2 separate regions of the Homo sapiens genome follow, and region 2 is linked to region 1. Evidence: read pairs that join two places in POLR2A ChIA-PET (ENCODE). Cell type or tissue: GM12878. All regions are shown on one strand.

Region 1 (4,000 bases):
TTACAGTCTAGTCCATTCAGAGCAACAGAGAAATTCCTGCAAAGGTTTTATGTGGCTAAATGTCTAGAATTGGACAAGGATCTCACCCTTTCACATCCGTACTTCTCTGTGGTTCCGTGGTGGATGCCCCAGCCTGCATGAAGTTGCTGTTGGTTTATCCTTTGCCTTGATGTCTTTTGTCCAAGACCATCTAGTCTCAGCAAGCCCCACAGGCCACCTGGCTCAAGGGCAGAGCCAGCACATCATGGGAGCATGCCAGGAATGAACTCTGTCATTGCAGAGTAAGGGTACTGTGCAGAGAACTGTGGCCATCCTCACTTCTTTCTTGCTGATTTTTGTCCTCAGGGATATCACTCATTAGTCTTTTTTTTTTTTATTGTTGTTTTAAGAGACAGGGCTTTGCTCTGTCACCCAGGCTAGAGTGTGTTGGCTCAATCATAGCTCACTGCAGTCTCCAACTCCTGGGCTCAGGTGATCCTCCCACCTCAGCCTCCTGAGTACCTGGGACTACAGGCACTTGCCACCATACCCAGACAATTTTTAAATTTTTTGCAGACACAGGATCTCACTATGTTGCCCAGGCATGTCACAAATTCCCAGGCTCAAATGATCCTATCTCCTCAGCCTCCAAAAGTGCTGGTATTCCAGGTGTGAGCCACCACACCTGGCCTCATGATTGGTCTTAATCAGACATGGCTCTCCCATTCTCCTCTCCCAGTGGCATTGCAGCTAGAGCTGGCTATAGGACTTGGTGATGGCTAATGAGACACAGAAGACGTTTCTGGAGGATATTAGCTCCATGATAAAAGGTAAGAGAGAGCAAGATGAGAAGATTGATCTCTCTCTCTGCCCCAATTCCCCTCACTCCCTACATTCTGCCTTTGTGGGCATAGTGCTTGCAGCTACAGTAGCCATCTTGTAGTCATGAGATGGCAAGGCTAACATGCTAACAGAGAGTGATGAAGAAAGCTGGGAAAATCTGGGTCCTTGATGGAACAGCTGAGCCAACCTTGGATCTGCCTATAAATATACCTTGATAATACAAAAATCCACACCGATGTGTCTCAACCACCAGGTATGTTCTGATTCTTTCAGCCAGATGGATCCAAATGATGGAAGATCCAAATGGTGGTGAGTGTTTGGGCTGCTGATGCTTGAACTGAGTCTAAAAATGGCCCAAGACAGATATGGAGGAGCATGAATGAGAAGGAGGAAAGGAATCCTAGGCACATGTCCAGACTAAGTAGAGGCACTGGAGGCAGGAATGAGCAGGAGAAGAGAGGCTGATGTTGGAGAATAGTGGGAGATGAGCTTGGAGCCTGAGTAGGCATTGGTTGGTTGCCTCCCCAGTATCCATTTCCTTCTTCCACCCACAGTGCCTTAAATTTAAGAGGCATCTCTCCTCTACTTTCAGCCCATGTGTTTCTGTTGGTGTTGACTCCACCCTGGTGAGAGGTTGATCTTGCAACAAGTTTAGCCTATCATCATTTTACATTCTCCCCAGCTACAGTGATTGGTTCAGGGATGGGCAAGTACCCAGTGCAAGTCAGTGATCAATAAGACTTCCCCTGGGACTTTTGGGAAGGAAACTGTCACTTTTCTCCTCTGAAGTTGACTCTAGAAGTGTGAACCCTGGGCACTCTGGCAACCATTTTAAGACTGCAAGGGGGAAGTCTGACCAAGAATGGAATCTACCTTAAGAAAGCAAAGCTAAGAAGTGTTGAAAGAGAAACCAGTTCCTGGTCATGTTGCCAGACCCCTTGAATCAAACCTAACAGTACTGAGCCTAACAATCACATAAACCAATAAGCATGGGAATCACTTTCTGTCACAACTGAAAGAATCATCATAGATCTGGAAATGGTCACATTGGGGGCTATGGTCATGTTGGAGGTTGTAGACAAAATTTTTGATAAGAAAGCTAGACTCTGGAGCAGAGAAAAAAAGAGTTTTCGTCCAGGCATGGTGGCTCACGCCTGTAATCTCAGCACTTTGGGAGGCCGAGGCGGGTGGATCACGAGGTCAGGAGATCGAGACCATCCTGACTAACATGGTGAAATCGCATCCCTACTAAAATACAAAAAATTAGCTGGGTATGGTGGTGGGCACCTGTAGTCCCAGCTACTCAGGAGGCTGAGGCAGGAGAATGGCGTGAACCCAGGAGGCGGAGCTTGCAGTGAGCCGAGATTACGCCACTGCACTCCAGCCTGGGCAACAGAGCGAGACTCCATCTCAAAAAAAAAAAAAAAAAAAAAAAAAAAAAGACTTTTCACAGCATGTCTAAATTAGCCAGAGTAGGGGTCAGAAAACATCATAAAATGAAGTTCTGAGTTCCTGCCCCTGTTCTTGTATGACTATGTCTTTAGTGGCCAAGAGACCTCCCTTCTCTCTTCTCATCACTGACAGAGTTACCAACCAGAGATTCACTTAATAAAATTATCTTTTAAAATGCAAATATCTTTTCACCTTAATACACTGAAAAAAGAAGAGCAAGTTAAGCCTAAAGCAAGCAGAAGGAAGAAAATCATAAAGATCAGAGCAGAAATTAGTGAAATAAAGAATAGGAAAACAATAGAGGAAATAAATCCAAAAGTTGGTTATTTGAAAATACCAATAAAATTGATAAATCTTCAGCTAGATTCATCAAGAAAAAAAGAGAGAAGACTTGAATTACTACAATCAGGAATGGAAGAGGTGATGTTACTACCAAATTTTCTAAAATAAAAAGGGTTATAAAGAAATACTATAAACAATTGTGTGCTAATAAATTTGATAACATAAATGAAATGAACAAATTTTAAGAAAGACCCAAACTTAGACTTAAAACAAGTAAAGACATTGAATTGGTAAGCAAAACAAAACCAAAACTAAAAAAACTACCAACAAAGAAAAACCCAGGCCCAGATGGTTTTGCTGTTGAAATCTACCAAACATGTAAAAAGAATTAATACCAATTCTCACAAACCTTTCCAAAAAATAGAGGAAAACACTTCCCAACTTATTCTAAGTGGTCATTATTACCCAGATAATAAAAGTAAACAAAGACATCACAAGAAAAGAAAACTAAAGGTCAGTATTTCTTATGAATAGAGATGCAAAAATACTTAACAAATACTAGCAAACTGAATCTGGCTAATTTTTGTATTTTTAGTAGAGATGGGATTTCATCATGTTAGCCAGGCTGGTCTCGAACTCCTGAGCTCAGGTGATCCACCCGCCTCGGCCTCCCAAAGTGCTGGGATTACAGGTGTGAGCCACCGCGCCTGGCCCTATCTACCTATTTATCCAGCCATCCATTCATTCATTCACCCATCCATCCACCAACTCACCCATTCATCCATTTACCCATCTACCCATCCATACATCCATTCATCCTTCCATCTATCCACCCACCCATACATCTACTCACACACCCACTCATCCATCCACCTACCATCTACCTATCCATACATTCATTTATCCTTCAGTCCATCCGTCCATCCATCCATCCATCCATCCATTCATTCGTTCATCCATCCACCCACCCCATACATCCACCCAGCCACCCATTCATCCACCCTTCCACCCATCCATTCACCAATCCACCCATCCATCCATTTATTCATTCATCCACCCATCCACACATTTACTTATCCATACATCCGTCAGTGTCATTCAGTAAATATTTACTGAGCACAAACTCTATGGCAGGCCTTGTGCTGGATCTTGGGTGACAGAGAAATCATTAAGACCCCATGGTCCCTGCCTTCCAAGGGCTCACAGCCCAAGGAGAACGGCAGGCAGGCAAGCCACTAGTGCATGTGCCAGGGTCTGGAGTCTAGACCGGGTGATTTGCCTGGAGAAGCTAGAGGGCTTCCCAGAGGAGAGGACCCTCACAGTCCCATGCTCATGCCCCACCTGGCCATTCAGTGCATTTAGAATTCTATGCACCAGAACAAAGATGGGCATTGTCAGGCTCTATCTCCACTGAGGCCCCAGCCAAGAATTGGGGAGACAGCCT
Region 2 (4,000 bases), 200 kb after region 1:
CAAACACAGGACAAAAAGCAGTGGAAGGAATTGCAGGAATCAAGATCTACATGTCCCTTTTAAAAGTCAATTCCTGGCTGGGGACGGTGGCTCACGCCTGTTATCTCAACACTCTGGGAGGCCAAGGCGGGCAAATCACCTGAGGTCGGGAGTTTGAGACCAGTCTGACCAACATGGAGAAACCCCTTCTCTACTAAAAAAAAAAAATTAGTCAGGCATGGTGGTGCATGCCTGTAATTCCAGCTACTCGGGAGGCTGAGGCATGAGAAACGCTTGAACCCAGGAGGCGGAGGTTGCAGTGAGCCGAGACCGTGCCATTGCACTCCAGCCTGGGAAACAAGAACAAAACTCCGTCTCAAAAAAAAAAAAAAAAAAAAAAAGAGTCAATTCCTATTACAAAGATCAAAGTAGTAATCCAGATTTTTATATAAAATCTGTCCATTTTCAAGCTTGTCAAAAAACGCTTTGGTGGCCCAGATGTGGTCACTGCATAGCCAGCAGGAGAGCCCTGATGCAAAACTCAAAACTTTTGGTTTCTCTGACAGACCTCTCAGCCATATGCCCTGTGCTTCACGTGTTCACTCGGCTCAGACAACTTTCTGGGGAGGATTTAGGGAGGCGCTACAGGGGCTGAGGCGGGGGCGTAGGGAAGCCACACCTTTGCACATGTCGCTGATGCGCTCCTTGAAGACGTTGTGGCCGTGGCTGTCGACGTGAGTGCGCAGGAAGTTCTTGAAGCGGTGGTGGATCTCCAGCCGGGGGCCCGCCATGCTCACCCACTCGCGCACAGAGTGGCCTTTGAGATCCTCCAGGTTCTCGATGCTCTCGATCATCTCCTCGTCCTCCTCGCCGTCCTCCGTGGCCCGCTCCACCTGGCGGCGCTTGCGGGCAGGGCGCTCCTCGTCCTCCTCATCGCTGTCTGGGGAGGCAAGAGACACCTGCTACTGCGGTCATCCCCAGCACCTTCTACTCCCCTCCCAGACTCCTTCCCAGCTTCCCAGTCCCTCGGGCAGGCAGACAACTGGACCTACCATACAGGAGCCCACGGCGCATGCGGCCCAGGCCCCGGCCAGCCTCCCGGTCACGCTGCCGCATGGCCCGCTCTGCTGCCTCCCTCTGACTGGCCGTCAGCTCCTCTACGTCCTCATCATCCAGAGCCAGTCCCTCGGCCTCATAGGCGTCCAGCTCTGGGATGGCGCGGTAGTCCCTGAGGGAGCACCAAAACAGATGTGGTTACTGCCAAAAAGGAAAACCCTAAGCACCAAACCCCATCCAGGAACTGGGCCTGTTCCCTAAGGTTCAGGAGCCCCATTGTGGGTAGGCTCAGCGCTTCCAGGTCAGAAACACAGAAGGCTCAGAAAAGATCTCCAATGGATGAACAAAACACGATCTGTCCATATGATGGACGATGAAGCCTTAAAATAGAAGGAAATTCTGCCACGTGCTGGCACATGGATGAACCTTGAGGACATGATTCTGAGTGAAAGAAGCCAGGCACAAAAGGACAAATCCTATATGGTTCCACTCACTGAGCGGTCAAATTCACAGAAACAGAAAGTAAAATGATGGTTGCTAGGTGCTGGGAAGAATGGGGAGTTAGTGTTTAACCGAGACAGTTTCAGTTTTCAAACTGAAAAGACTTTTGTGGATGGATGGCGGTGATGGCCGCACAACAATATGAATGTACTTAATGCCACTGAACCATACACATAAGAATGGTTAAGATGGCTGGGCATGGTGGTTCATGCCTATAATTCCAGCACTTTGGGAGGTGAAGGCAGGAGGATCACTTGAGCCCAGGAGTTCAAGAACAGCCTTAACATAGTGAGACCCCATCTGTATAAAAATAGAAAATGGCCGGGCACGGTGGCTCATGCCTGTAATCCCAGCACTTTGGGAGGCCAAGGCGGATGAATCACGAAGTCAAGAGATTGAGACCATCCTGGCGAACATGGTAAAACTCCATCTCTACTAAAAATACAAAAATTAGCTGGGCGTAGTGTCATGTGCCTCTAGTCCCAGCTACTCGAGAGGCTGAGGCAGGAGAATCGCTTGAACCCGGGAGGCAGAGGTTGCAGTGAGCAGAGATTGTGCCACTGCACTCCAGCCTGGTCGCAACAGAGTGAGACTCCGTCTCAAAAAAAACAAAAAGAAAAAAAAAATAACCCAGGCCTGGTGGCACATGCCTATAGTCCTAGCTACTCAGGAGGCTGAGCTGGGAGGATTGCTTGAGCGCAGGAGTTCAAGGCTGCAGTGAGCCACGTTCGTGCCACTGCATTCCAGCCTGGGTGACAGAGTAAGACCCTGTCTCAAAAAACTAGCAAACAAAACAAAACAAACAAACAAACAAAAGGGCTGGGTGCGGTGGCTCATGCCTGTAATCCTAGCACTTTGAACCAGGGAGGCAGAGGTTGCAGTGAGCCGAGATAGCACCACTGCACTCCAGCCTGGGCAACAAGAGTGAAACTCCGTCTCAAACAAACAAACAAACAAAAAAGGTTAAGATGGTAAATTTTGGGCCAGGGCAGTAGCTCATGCTTGTAATCCCAGCACTTTGGGAGGCTGAGGCGGGCGGATCACGAGGTCAGGAGATCGAGACCATCCTGGCTAACACGGTGAAACCCCGTCTCTACTAAAAATACAAAAATTACTTGGGCGCGGTGGTGGGCGCCTGTAGTCCCAGCTACTTGGGAAGCTGAGGCAGGAGAATCACTTTCGGAGGTTGCAGTGAGCCGAGATCACACCACTGCACTCCAGCCTGGCAACAGAGTGAGACTCTGTCTCAAAAAAAAAACAAAAGAAAAGGTAAATTTTGTTATGTGTATTTTACCACAATTACAAAAGGGGAGGTAGATCTCCAGACAGCTTCTATGCGCCCAATAAGAAAAAATAATTCAAGGAACCACAAAACATTAGACCAAAAGGCTTCAGAGAGCTGACCCAACTCCCCGTGAGGGCTGGAATTCTCCCTGTACTTTCCCCATCTCTGACTATGCCGCCTTCAACAACCTGATGTCCTGGCTTCCATGCACAGTCAGCCAAACCAGCCCTCTGAAATGGCCACCCACTGTCTCAACCCTTTGAGCTACTCTAAGACCATCAGACACACATTTTCCACATTATCTTCCTTCAGATACTGAAGAGAAGTAATGCCTTAATAAGGCACCCAGCGAGTGCAAAGCACTGTGCTCTCTTCCCTGCAGTGCTCTCTTCCCTGAGGAGGAGACACTGTCATTCCATCTGAAAGATGAGGAAATGGGTAGTTGAGGGGAAAATGTGATTTTTGCCTATGGTCGCTCTGTAGACCTGAGTGTCAAAATATAGTCCAAGCCCAGAGCTCCTTCCCCCATGCCATACTGCCTCCCCAAGACAATCCCCTTGAATTCTCCTTTTTTCAGGTTAAATGGTGACAAGAGAAACTGCTACTATTTTTCTGCAATAAACATTGTCAAACTACTGTCAGAACAAATCTTTTTATGCTGTTGATGCCCCAAGCAGAACCCAGCCAGGCAGATATCAGAGTTGACCAGGTCTGATTTCTTCCATGTTTTCGGGGAAAAGGTATCGGTCCCATTCTCCCTGGATCTCAAGTCACACAAAATGCCCTCAGCAAACTTCTAATTGGTTCATACAAAAAAAAAAAAAAAAAAAAGTTAAACTGGACTTCATCAAATTTCAAAACTTTTGCACTTCAAAAGAAAACATTAAAACCACGAAAAAGATAAGCCAGATTGAGGAGAAAATAACTGCAAATTACATATCTGATAGAGGACTTATATTCAGAATATGTAAAAAACCTCTTACAACTCAATAGTAAAAAGACAAGCAACCCAATTAAAAAGTGAGTCCAGGATTTCTCTGAAGATACACAGATAGCCAATCAAGCATACGAAAAGATGTTCAACATCATTAGCCATCAGGAATGAGATGCCACTTCACACCTGCAGGGATGGCCAGAATCAAAAAGACCAATGTTGGCAAGAACACGGAGGAGTGGAAC

Evidence for each region. ChIA-PET counts read pairs that join two places held together with the same protein. Peaks named below come from ENCODE experiments on the same cell type or tissue, not always from the same donor. Only the 100,000 strongest peaks of a DNase experiment are listed, where the experiment ranks them.
Region 2: POLR2A ChIA-PET joins it to region 1 with 6 read pairs; 2 of 35 experiments call an interaction of 5 or more read pairs at or near these places.

What each region holds. Positions count from the first base shown.
Region 1 is chr3:127,806,014-127,810,013 of GRCh38, reverse strand. The region is part of intron 2 of MGLL (monoglyceride lipase); the gene reads left to right. Among named protein-coding and RNA genes, the nearest start is that of MGLL, 15 kb to the left of the region's middle. In GM12878, no CTCF peak of the experiment used is centred here; a DNase peak (open chromatin) is centred at 1,563; H3K4me3 peaks cover 289 bases; H3K27ac peaks cover 1,788 bases.
Region 2 is chr3:127,601,815-127,605,814 of GRCh38, reverse strand. It overlaps MCM2 (minichromosome maintenance complex component 2), which reads right to left. Exons shown (of 16, transcript NM_004526.4): 3 at 1,032-1,207; 4 at 659-919. Among named protein-coding and RNA genes, the nearest start is that of MCM2, 5.4 kb to the right of the region's middle. In GM12878, no CTCF peak of the experiment used is centred here; a DNase peak (open chromatin) is centred at 1,599; H3K4me3 peaks cover 1,429 bases; H3K27ac peaks cover 286 bases.